2 separate regions of the Homo sapiens genome follow, and region 2 is linked to region 1. Evidence: chromatin loops called from intact Hi-C (ENCODE). Cell type or tissue: spleen. All regions are shown on one strand. Links, peaks and the distances in the headings refer to the core of each region. The heading gives the core; the rest is flanking DNA. Region 1 has its middle 16 kb from the start of ARK2N. Region 2 overlaps ST8SIA5 (ST8 alpha-N-acetyl-neuraminide alpha-2,8-sialyltransferase 5).

Region 1 (5,373 bases), core at 189-5,188:
ATTAATTACAGAAACTAATTCTTACTAGAGTGGTAGCTGGCTAATATACTGCCCTTCCCAGGTGACAAAATACTCTGTCTGTCTAAAACAAACACTTCTCTAGAGGCAGTCAAGGAGTGGCATACAGGGTAGGAATTTCAAAGAGTAAGGCAGCTCAGCTCGGGAGAGGGAGATCTTTTTGTTGAGTCACATTTTTTGTTTTGTTTTGTTTTGTTTTGTTTTTGTTTAAGATGGTCTCACTCTGTTGCCCAGGCTGGAGTGCAGTGGCGATCACAGCTAACCACAGTCTCGACTTCCCAAGCCAGGTTTTTTGTTTTGTTTTTTCCTCACTGCAACCTCTGCCTCCCAGGCTCAAGGAATTCTCCTGTCTCAGCCTCCCTAGTAGCTGGGACTACAGGCACACACCATCATGCCCGACTAACTTTTGTAATTTTAGTAAAGACGGGATTTCACCATATTGGTCAGGCTGGTCTCAAACTCCTGACCTCAGATGACCCACCCGCCTCGGCCTCCCAAAGTGCTGGGATTACAGGTGTCAGCCACCGTACCTGGCCCCCAAGCCAGGTTTTATAGAATCCTCAAATTATAACATTCTGGTGGCCTAAGAAAGCCAGTCTAACACACACACACACTCGTGGATTCTTACTGATTCACAAATCCAACTATTTTCTAGTCCTGGTGTACCAGGAACCAGGAAAACACAAAGCTCCAGAATTTATTTATTATTATTATTATTTTTTAATTTAAAAAAAATTTTTGAGTCTTACTATGTCACCCAGGCTGGAATGCAGTGATGCAATCTCAGCTCACTGCAACTTCCGCCTCCTGGGTACAAGTGATTCTCCTGCCTCAGCCTCCTGAGGAGCTGGGACTATAGACATGCACCACCATGCCCTGCTAATTTAACTCTAGAATTTATAATACAAAAAGACAAGAATAACTTAAAGGAAAAGAACAATAAGAAGACAATTGAGCTGGGTGCAGTGGTCCATACCTATTAGCTACTCTGGAGGCTGAGGCAGGAGGATCACTTGAGACCAGGAGTTCGAGGCTGCAGTGAGCTATGATTGCTCCACTGCACTCTAGTTCTGGATGACAGAGCAAGACATCTTCTCTAAAACATAAACATAAAAAAATTAAATTTTAAAAAAGAGGACCATTGAGAGCTAAAGCTAAATCTGTGCATTGATATTATTAGAGCTATATTAATTCACAAAGGGAAAAGATCATTGTGGAAATGAGCCCACAATGGACTCATAGTGTGGAAAGAGTCCCACACTATTGTGGGATAAGACTGGGTCTAAAGTGTAGATAGAATACAAGTATGGAATGTTCCAGGCCTTTACAAAGGGTACTGAAAAGGTTCCCCTGGAACCCTTTTCTTACTTTTCCAAAGATTTCCACTTAATTTCAGAAGCTCCTAGAATCCATCTCCTCAAATCCATCCAATCCTGGGGGCTATATTGATGGCGGGGAGCAACCTTAACCCTAACTTGGGGGGCCACTGCCACAAGAACTGTAGGAAACTTGTTTCCATTCTAGCAGGTCATGACCCTTTTATAATCCTGTTCCTTCAGCCTGCCCTTTGGGAGAGGTGTGTTCTCAGCTAGAAACTCTAAATTGGTATTGTTGAACTGGAAGAGTCAGGAATGCTCAGGAGACAGCTTATCATCATGGGAGGCCCAAAAGAGATTGCCCCAGGCTACAAGGGGGTGGGAATGTACAGTTACTGCCAGGGCCACTCATTCCTGCCAGTGGGCCTGCCAGAGTCTTGTAGCAGCAAGAACTCTGTACATTTCAGGGCTTATTCTCACCCTAGCCAGTTCTAGGAGTTCGGCAGAGGCCCCGGCTGCTGAAGGGCTGCCTCTGCCCTGCTCACGTCTCTCCCTGAAACAAGGACTGTTTATGGTTGCTTTGTCTTCTCCTCAGTTGTCCTCCTGAGACTGCCCCCAGAAGGCTGACAAGAATTGTATGCTGGGTTCTGGACAGAAATATAGTTGTAATTAAACACTAATCAGGCTGCACTCTGCCCACTTTCTTGTTGCTAAAAGTCACTAGTTCCTGACCATTTGCATTGCCTTTTTGCCTACAGGTAGGATCTCTGACATTAGGGTCATAAGACTAATAATTGATTTGCATCCCCATGGTTCCTGGCTAGAGTGCAGTGGCGCCACCTGATCTCAGCTCACTGCAACCTCCGCCTCCTGGGTTCAAGCGATTCTCCTGCCTCAGCCTCCTGAGTAGCTGGCGTTACAGGCAAGCACCACCACACCGAGCTAATTTTTTGTATTTTTAGTAGAAACAGGTTTTCATCATGATGGCCAAGCTGGTTTCGAACTCCTGACCTCAAGTGATCCGCCCGCCTCGGCCTCCCAAAGTGCTGGGATTACAGGCGTGAGCCACTGCACCCGACCTAAAAGGTTTTTTCAGACCCCCCAATTCCAGCACCCAGTCTGAAGATCCCCACAGAGGAACGGGATCCCCGTGAGAATACAGCTTATTCCTCTCCCTGTCCCAGGACTTCAGCCTGCAGTCTTCCACCAATCAATGATCTCCGCACTTCTGCCCACTCCAAAACCCTTAAGAACCCTAACCCCAAATTCCTTGGAGAGATGGAGATGAGGTTTTCTCCCATCTCCTCATTCAGTGACACTACAGTTAAACCTCTTTCTCTGCTTCAACCCGGTGTCTCGGCATATTGACTTGCTGTGTGCATCGGGCAAGCAGATGATGATGGCTCCACTAACCTCGTTTTTCCCTCTAATCTCCATTTTGTGCTGCAGCTTCTTCCTCACCCTTCTCTTTTGTATGGTGCCCCAGCTCACACCTTGGTCCACATTTACCCTCCAGTCATTGTTGCAGTTGCCTGTAGGTATCACCTGCCCCGGGGTTTCCCTCCTGGGACACTCTGGATTGCATGTGGACAAACCTAGAAGACAGAAGGAGTTAACATCCTATGGGGCAACCTTGACCCGAGGGGGCCAGAACTGGTGGATAAACATCCTCTATTATTTCCCTCAGACGAACAATTTTGAAGCTCGTTCTTTGGTTCTCTTTAGGGGCAAACAGGTGGACCACGCCCAGGCGGCCTCCCTGGAGATGAGCTTGATAAGGCAGCACACATTGGAATGGCTCTCCCTCCTTCCTTGGGTCACTCTCTCCAGTTCCTCACTCCTGTTCTGGGGTAATTCCCAAAATTAATGACCTGTGTGCAAGCTCTTGTCTGAGACTCTGCTTCTGTGGGAAACCCCAGCTGAGAGCTCTCCTTTCTCCCCAGGCCCCACTCTGTTTTTCCTTCTCTGTGCTGCTGTTTTTCTCCTCAAGTTCTGTTCTCCTCAGTCAGCCTTGGAGACACTGTGTTCCCAGGCAGGCTGCACATGACGAGGTGGGAGAGTACACCTCCACTTGGCTCACTGGAAACCAAGGGAACCAAGGTCAAGGAGGGCAGCAAGCACAAGAGAGGGACTACAGAGGGGAGGGGATGCTTCCAGCCCTGAGAAGTCTTCTTTGGAATAGAAGTGACTGGTCTAGCCTGAGAGAGAGTACGGCCTGATGTTCTTCCTGGATACCCTGCGCTCCTTGGATGTAGGCCTGGTGCTGGTTGGTGGCATGATCTGCAGGTCTCGGAGGATCCTTCCTGTCCTGCTCAGCTCACCTGGGCTTTCTCTGTGTGGGGCTTCTTCTCCAGCCTCCAAGTATACAACTTGACCTTGAGCAGCCCTCTGTTCTCCATCCTCACTGAAGACACAGCAGAAGGACTTTATTTACATTTAGTCTGTGGCAGGAAGGACCCATCCACTGAAGGGGTTCCCCCTCTGTGTCAGGCTTTGCTCAGGCTGTTGTAAGAACCTGTCACCATCTAGTCTCAGGAATGGTAAAACACTCCCCAGGCCAGGTGTGGTGGCTCATGCCTGTAATCCTAGCACTTTGGGAGGCCAAGGCCAGCCAGTTTACTTGAGGTCAGGAGTCCAAGACCAGCCTAGCCAATATGGTGAAATGCTTTTTCTACTAAAAATAAAAAAAAACAAAATTAGCAGGAAATCGCTTGAACCCAGGAAGCAGAGTTGCAGTGAGCCAAGATCGCACAACTGCACTGCAGCCTGGGCAACAGAGCAAGACTCTGTCTCAGAACAAAACAAAACAAAACACACTCCCCAAACGGTCACATTCCAAGCAACAGGTAAGGGAACAATAGAGTAAATTCTGGACTGATTCAAGCCTTGACAAAATTTCTAGGGTGGAAGAGTGAGAAGGAGAGCAACATTTCATGAAAAAACAAGGTCAGAATTTATTTGCAGTGAATAATACTCTAGCCCTCCAACTCAAGTATGCAAGAAACATCACTTTCTTCATTTCCTAGAAATCAATTTGATTTCTACTTTAAGGCCCCCACCTGGCAGGAGAATTCATACCAGTCATTGCTGAGGTTTCATTTGCCTTCCCCACCCAGGAAACCCCAGACACAATAGTTCTAAGAAGACATAGATGTGGCCAGAGGAACTTCCAGGTACAGCACTCAACCTAGTCTGCTCTATTGGGTAAGACGGGCATGAGGTCGCCTCCCATTAGGACTAGTGATAGCATAATAGAATAGAGTCCTAGAAACTGAGACAAGGAAGCTGCAAACTCAGCCTGAGCTCCTTGAGAAGGATTGACTCACTGAGGGGGAGAACTCTGAGCCATGACTCTAAGAATGACAAGAATTTTGCCTCATAGAGAAGAGGAAAAGCATTCTGGAAAGATGTCACAGTGGAATGAAAGGACTAGGTCATTTTGGGAATGAGTGCCCAGAGGCTGATACTCATTTGGATGTGGAGAAGGCAAGGGTAAGGGAGGAATTTAGAAAAAAGAAAAAAATCTCCTTTGAGACAAGCCTGGCCAACATGGTGAAACCCTGTCTCCACTAAAAATACAAAAATTAGCCGGGTGTGGTGGCACACTCCTGTAATCCCAGCACTTTGGGAGGCCAAGGCAGGTGGATCACTTGAGGTCAGGAGTTCGAGACCAACCTGGCCAACATTGCAAAACCCCATCCGTACTAAAAATACTAAAAATTAGCTGGGCATGGTGGCGGGCACCTGTAATCCCAGATACTCGGGAGGCTGAAGTGGGAGAATCGCTTGAATCTGGGAGGTGGAGGCTGCAGTGAGCCCAGATCATATAGCTGCACTCCAGTGTGGATGACGGAGTGAGACCCTGTCTCGAAAAAAGAAAAAAAGAACAAAATCCCAAGGAAGACTTATAACGTGGACTGTGATTTTTTTTTTTTCTCTTGCTAGGGTTGGGGCCTGTGTAATAAATAACCCTTTCTCTTTCTCTCCTCAAGTTTGGAAGCAACTAAAAAATAAGATGCAGGAAACAGGCGAACACTTA
Region 2 (5,373 bases), core at 324-5,323, 510 kb before region 1:
CTCTCTCCTCTGTGCTTCTGCTGCAACCATCACCGACTCCATTAGGACATCCTCACAGCACACAGCATAAGGGCCCGTGTGTCCTTGATAGAAGGTTTGCCTTCTCCCCAAGGGAAGACACGATATCTAAGCTCATTTTGTATTGCCAGCACTGGCGGGGAAGCACATGCCATGGCCACTCAACACATGTTTACTACAGTAATGAGGTCTCTGGTTCCTGGGGGACTCCAGCAGTTCAGGATACCCCGCTAATAAACTGAGTAACACCTTGGGGAAATTGTCAGCTGAGGAGAGTCCTCTATTGATTTTTTTACCTAGCACATCCCAGGAAGGCAGAGACTCCTCCTGCCTGTCCAGGGGAGCTCGGGGCTCAGGAGGCTGAAATGTCTGTCTAGTGGGGGCTTATGGGCTTGGCTAGCCTCTTTTTGTTTTCCCTCATTATAATCCTGCTCATCTGCTTTTTGCTGGCTAGCCAATCCTTTTTCCTCTAGTTTAAATGAAAGAAGGGAGAGACATTTTCTGTGTTTCTTGTTGTCTACTTCTTCCCTTCCTCAAAGCCACACAAACATGTCAGGCTCTTACATCACTGTGGCTGAGGTGCAGCCTGGGAAGCAATGTAAGAGGGATTTATCAATGGTGTTTAAAAAACTAGAGGAACATGCTGAATGCTTTGGCTGGGAAACAGGTGAGCTGAGCTTTGCAGGATGTCTGCTCCAGATGCGAAGGGGAAGACCAGGAGCATGGGGTTGTTTCCTGGGGGAAAAAAGGTGCTGCTTCTCTGAGCTCAACACACGCCCTGACCTAGTCTCCTCCCTGTAACCAGAGCACCCTCTGGGAAGAGGCTAACTGTGGCTCAGGGGTCAGGTGAGGCCAGGCGAGGGGTGCACCAGTGGCCAGGGTGTGCCTTGTGCTATTGTTTAGAGGTCTAGTCAAACGAGGCCAGTCTGTGGAGGCTGATTCCATCCTACGGGGCATCCTAATAAACCAGTGTGATCTTCAAAGGGTAGACTGGATAGATCTACAGTGTGATCTTCAAAGGGTAGACTGGATAGACCTACAGTATAGATCTACAGTATAGATCTACAGTCTACCCTTTGAAGATCACATGGGTTTATTAGGATGCCCTGTAGGATGGCCTTCTGATGGCCTGCATCAGAATCACCTGGGTGCTTGTTAAAACTATGGACTGAGAACCTGGGGGAGAGGTGGCGCCTGGGAATCAGCATGTGTGAGGCCCTATCTGTTCCCTGAGCATACAACTGCTTGTGGTTCAGAAGTTGCCACCAGTTGAGTGGCCATGTATGGCTTGAAATTCAGACTGGAGCCTTGAGTAGGAAAAGAATGAAAAGAAGAATTTGGCACACAACCCAACTTCTGCCTTTTCTGTACATACAAATATAATATATAACCCACTATGTACCTAGCAACAAAAGTCAAGTGCTCGGGAATCTAACATTTACAAAATTGGTTTTGCTTTAACACAAACAAAGATTTCTTTTTCATTTGTAATTATGGTAAAATACACATAACATAGAATTTATCATCTTAACCATTTTTAAGTGTACAGTTCAGTAATGGTAAGTACATTCACACTGTTGTATATTCTGTCTCTGGAACTCTTCTCATCTTGCAAAATGAAAACTTTAAACCCATTAAATGACAAGTCTTCACTTCCCCCTTCCCCAGCCCCTGGCAATCGCAATTCTACTTTCTTTCTCTATGAATTTTACTGCTCTAGGTCCCTCATATAAGTAGAATCATATAATATTTGTCTTTCTGATGACTGGCTTATTTCACTTAGTATAGTATACCAGAGACTTTTTAGAATCACTTAGGTGCAAGCAGCTCTCAAATGACATTAACTGTTTTGGGTGTCCCTAAAGCAGAAATCTGATTTTTGTTTTTGTTTTTGCCTTGGGCAGTTGTCCTGGGCTGGTCGTTGGCCCCTGGCTTCCTGAGACCTTGGCCCCTTGCTGAGGGAGAGTGCAGACCTGGCCTTGCTCTGCCACCTGGGCTCCACTGTCCTGGCCAGCATGTCCTGAGAGACAATAGCCTTGCTGATCTTTTAGAAGTCTTTAGGTATTTTCCCCTGCACAGTCTCTTCTGAGAACCTTTCTTTTTTTTTTTTTTTATTTCAAAGGAAAAAAACCAAAAGCAAAAACATACACTTCCATGACTTAGCTGTTGGCCACAAAAGCCAGAAATCAGTGACTCTCTCTTCAGTTGAAGATGGTTCCCATGGCAACAAATCTCTCATTTCCTTCAACTAAATGATCTGCTCAGCTTTGGGGTAAAAGTTCTGTTTTCTCTAGAATTGCCATTTGCAACCTTGTGTGTACATAGGAATCACCTGGAAGTCTTTATAAAATAATCCCCAAGCCAGGTCCTTTACTTCCCGGAGGATCTGATTCAGCAGGCCTGGGGATAGGGCCTGGTATCCCTATTTTGAAAGATCTCATTAAGTGGTTCTGTCTCACATGGTTGGGAGTCATTACCCTAAGGCAGGCAGTCTATGCCTTGGTGCACGCTAGAGTCGTCTGAAGAGCTTTAAGAAATACTCGTGCGACCCCACCCCTTGACATTCTGAGTCAGGTGGTCTGAGATGTGACCTGAATATTAGGATTTCACAAATTCTCCAGATGTTTCTAATGTGCAGCCAGCCTTGAGAACCACTATTCTAGGTCAGCAGTTCTCAAACTGGAGGCTGCCTCAGAATCTCTTGGAGAGCTCCTTGATTATGGGCCCCGCCCCAGAGTTATTTGGTGAGGCCAGGGTGGAGCATCTCTAACAAGTTCCCAGGTGATGCCAATGCTGGTCCAGGGACTGCACTTGGAGGCTCATGGCTCTAGATGATCCTTTAATGAGATTGGCCCTGTTCTGCTGCCCTGTTCTTTTTCCTGGTTGGGGGTTGGTGGACCCTTCCTTCCCTCAGTCTGACTCAGGCGTGAGACTTCTTAAAGGTACCAGCTTTTCTTTTTCTGAACATTTTAGCATTCAGATAAATATTATGACATATTTTTAAAGCAAAGTAACATAGATTTCTTCTCCCGGGGCTAGGAGCCTCAGAGTCTGCCTGAATTAAGAATTTATCTGTGCCTAAGATTAGGATGCATTTAGTGATCTGAGCTAAGGGGTTGGTGGATCTGCAGCAATAGGTTCAGCCTGTGCCTGGGTGAGGGTCACCTTGTGACCGGCGCTGGGTAGGATCTGAGTACCACACACTTGGCCCTCTAGCATGGGGAGGACCTGTCTGGTCCACCTGGGGGAAAGCCTGGTTTTCTGATGCAGACCCAGCCCTCTGCCCACCTCCACATCTGTGCACAAACATGGAAGGTAGCAATGAGGAAACACAGCACCAGGACTGCCGTGAGCCCAGGAGCTAGGGTTAGAGCCTCACTTCTTTATGCATTTCCTTTTCTATCATACTTTGGAACAGGCTTGAGCTGAAACCAGAGAGTTAGTACCTGGTTTCTGCCTCAATCTAGTCTCCCTCCTCCAAAGATGCCCCCACAACGTGGGCAACTTCAACCCCCATGAGAGCTCAGAATTCCACATTCAGCGACAAAGTTGACAAGAGCCTCTGGAGATCTCAAAGACTTATTAAAAGTGGAAATGGCTACTGTTTTACTGAGGCAGGGTGAAAACACAACTCACTTCCTAGGATCGAACCCAGCAAATTCACTCAGCCCCCAGGTAACTGAGGACTCAGTTGAAGGAAAATAATTTTGAGCCCCTGAAAATAGATGCTATAAAGCTGTGTATCAAGGGCCAACCATTTTGCTAATATCACATATCTCACGGCATTTGCTTTGATTTTAAATTCAGTTCTAGTGAACTTGGTTCTGATTTCTAATGACAAAGCAAACTAAGAGAATGATGACATGTGCTAGATAAAGCAAGAAGTGGCAGCTAATAGCCTAAATTGTGATGGCATTAAGAAGACCAAAACTAGTTTACTTGTTCAACGACAGCTTGTCTTTGGAAAAAAAAAAACACTACATTAAGGATAAGAAAATATGTCCAGGCATGGTGGCTCACATCTGTAATCCCAGCATTTTGGGAGGCTGAGGCGGGAGATCGCTTGAGCTCAAGAGTTGACGACCAACCTGGGCAACATGGCAAAACCCTGTCTCAATAAAGAATACAAAAGCACACCTGTAGTCAGTCCCAGCTACTCAAGAGGTTGAGGTGGGAGACTGGCTTGAGCCCAGGAGGCAGAGGTTGCAGTGAGCTGAGATCATACCACTACACTCCAGCCTGGGTGACAGAGCCAGACCCTGTCTCAAAATAATAATTAAAAAAGACCAAAACTAAATACATATCTCAGGAACCATCAAGTAGCCTGAGGTCGTTGGTCGTTTAGTGGGGAAGAGAGGGAGAATATGTTATAATAACCCCGGGAGCAACACAGCATTTCAGCTCAGTTCACCCTGTGACATCCAGGACATGCAGAGGTAAAAAAGCGTTCCAACAATGTTCAATACACTGTCTAAGAAGGCAGGGCTGCGTTTTATCCACTTTAGAATTATTTCCATCCCCAAACAGTTAAAATACTTTCACAAAAGTCTTGGTGCTTAAAAGATAAATGCTCAGTGACCTGGAAGTTCACATAAATGAAACGGTTGATGATCTGATGATGAAGGATAGGCGAGATGGGTAAACTCACTCTTTTTTTTTTTTTGAGATGGAGTCTCACTCTGTCACCCAGGCTGGAGTGCAGTGGCATGATCTCGGCTCACGGCAACCTCCGCCTCCCAGGTTCAAGTGATTCTCCTGCCTCAGCCTCCCAAGTAGCTGGGATTACAGGCGCCCACCACTTTGCCCAGCTAATTTTTGGTATTTTTAGTAGAGACGGGGCCACCATTTTGGCCAGGCTGGTTGTGAACTCCTGACCTCGTGATTCGCCCACCTCCTCCTCCCAAAGTGCTGGGATTATAGGTGTGGGCCACCGTGCCCGGCCAAACTCACTCTTTTGAACTTAACATTTTCCCCCTGACATTGGAGACTCTCCTGCTACCTCTCTCCTAAGAAAAAAGGGCAGGTGGTGGGGGGACAAGCCCCTTCCACCTTCCCATCTCCAAGGGACTTTGCAGTGTGGGTGATGGTGTGGCTGATCATCCTCTTTCTGCACCTCTGATTCTGCTTGTGTTGTCCTTATTGTGTGGGGCAGGAGGGTCAGGACTTCAGCTAGGGGTGTGCTGGCTCTGCAGTGACTCAGGCCTGGGTGTTTTTTGGTGAATTTAAAAAGATGACCATTTCTGGGGGAAAGTGACACTTTTACTTTCTCCACACCTTCACCATCCATTTTCTTACTGGACTTCGCTGCGTTCCTGCAAGGAGGACAGGGCAGAGAGTAGCAACCCTCCTTGCCGA

The links. Peaks named below come from ENCODE experiments on the same cell type or tissue, not always from the same donor. Only the 100,000 strongest peaks of a DNase experiment are listed, where the experiment ranks them.
Region 2: a loop joins it to region 1, with 7 times the contacts of the local background. A loop is called at or near these places in 12 of 110 quality-filtered maps.

Annotation. Positions count from the first base shown.
Region 1 is chr18:46,155,046-46,160,418 of GRCh38, reverse strand. No RefSeq gene overlaps it. Among named protein-coding and RNA genes, the nearest start is that of ARK2N, 16 kb to the left of the region's middle. RefSeq lists a silencer at 4,328-4,534. In spleen, for the core only: no CTCF peak of the experiment used is centred there; no DNase peak of the experiment used is centred there; H3K27ac peaks cover 1,497 bases.
Region 2 is chr18:46,669,377-46,674,749 of GRCh38, reverse strand. ST8SIA5 (ST8 alpha-N-acetyl-neuraminide alpha-2,8-sialyltransferase 5) reads left to right here. Exons shown (of 7, transcript NM_013305.6): 7 at 1-5,373. Among named protein-coding and RNA genes, the nearest start is that of LOXHD1, 15 kb to the right of the region's middle. In spleen, for the core only: no CTCF peak of the experiment used is centred there; no DNase peak of the experiment used is centred there; H3K27me3 peaks cover 263 bases.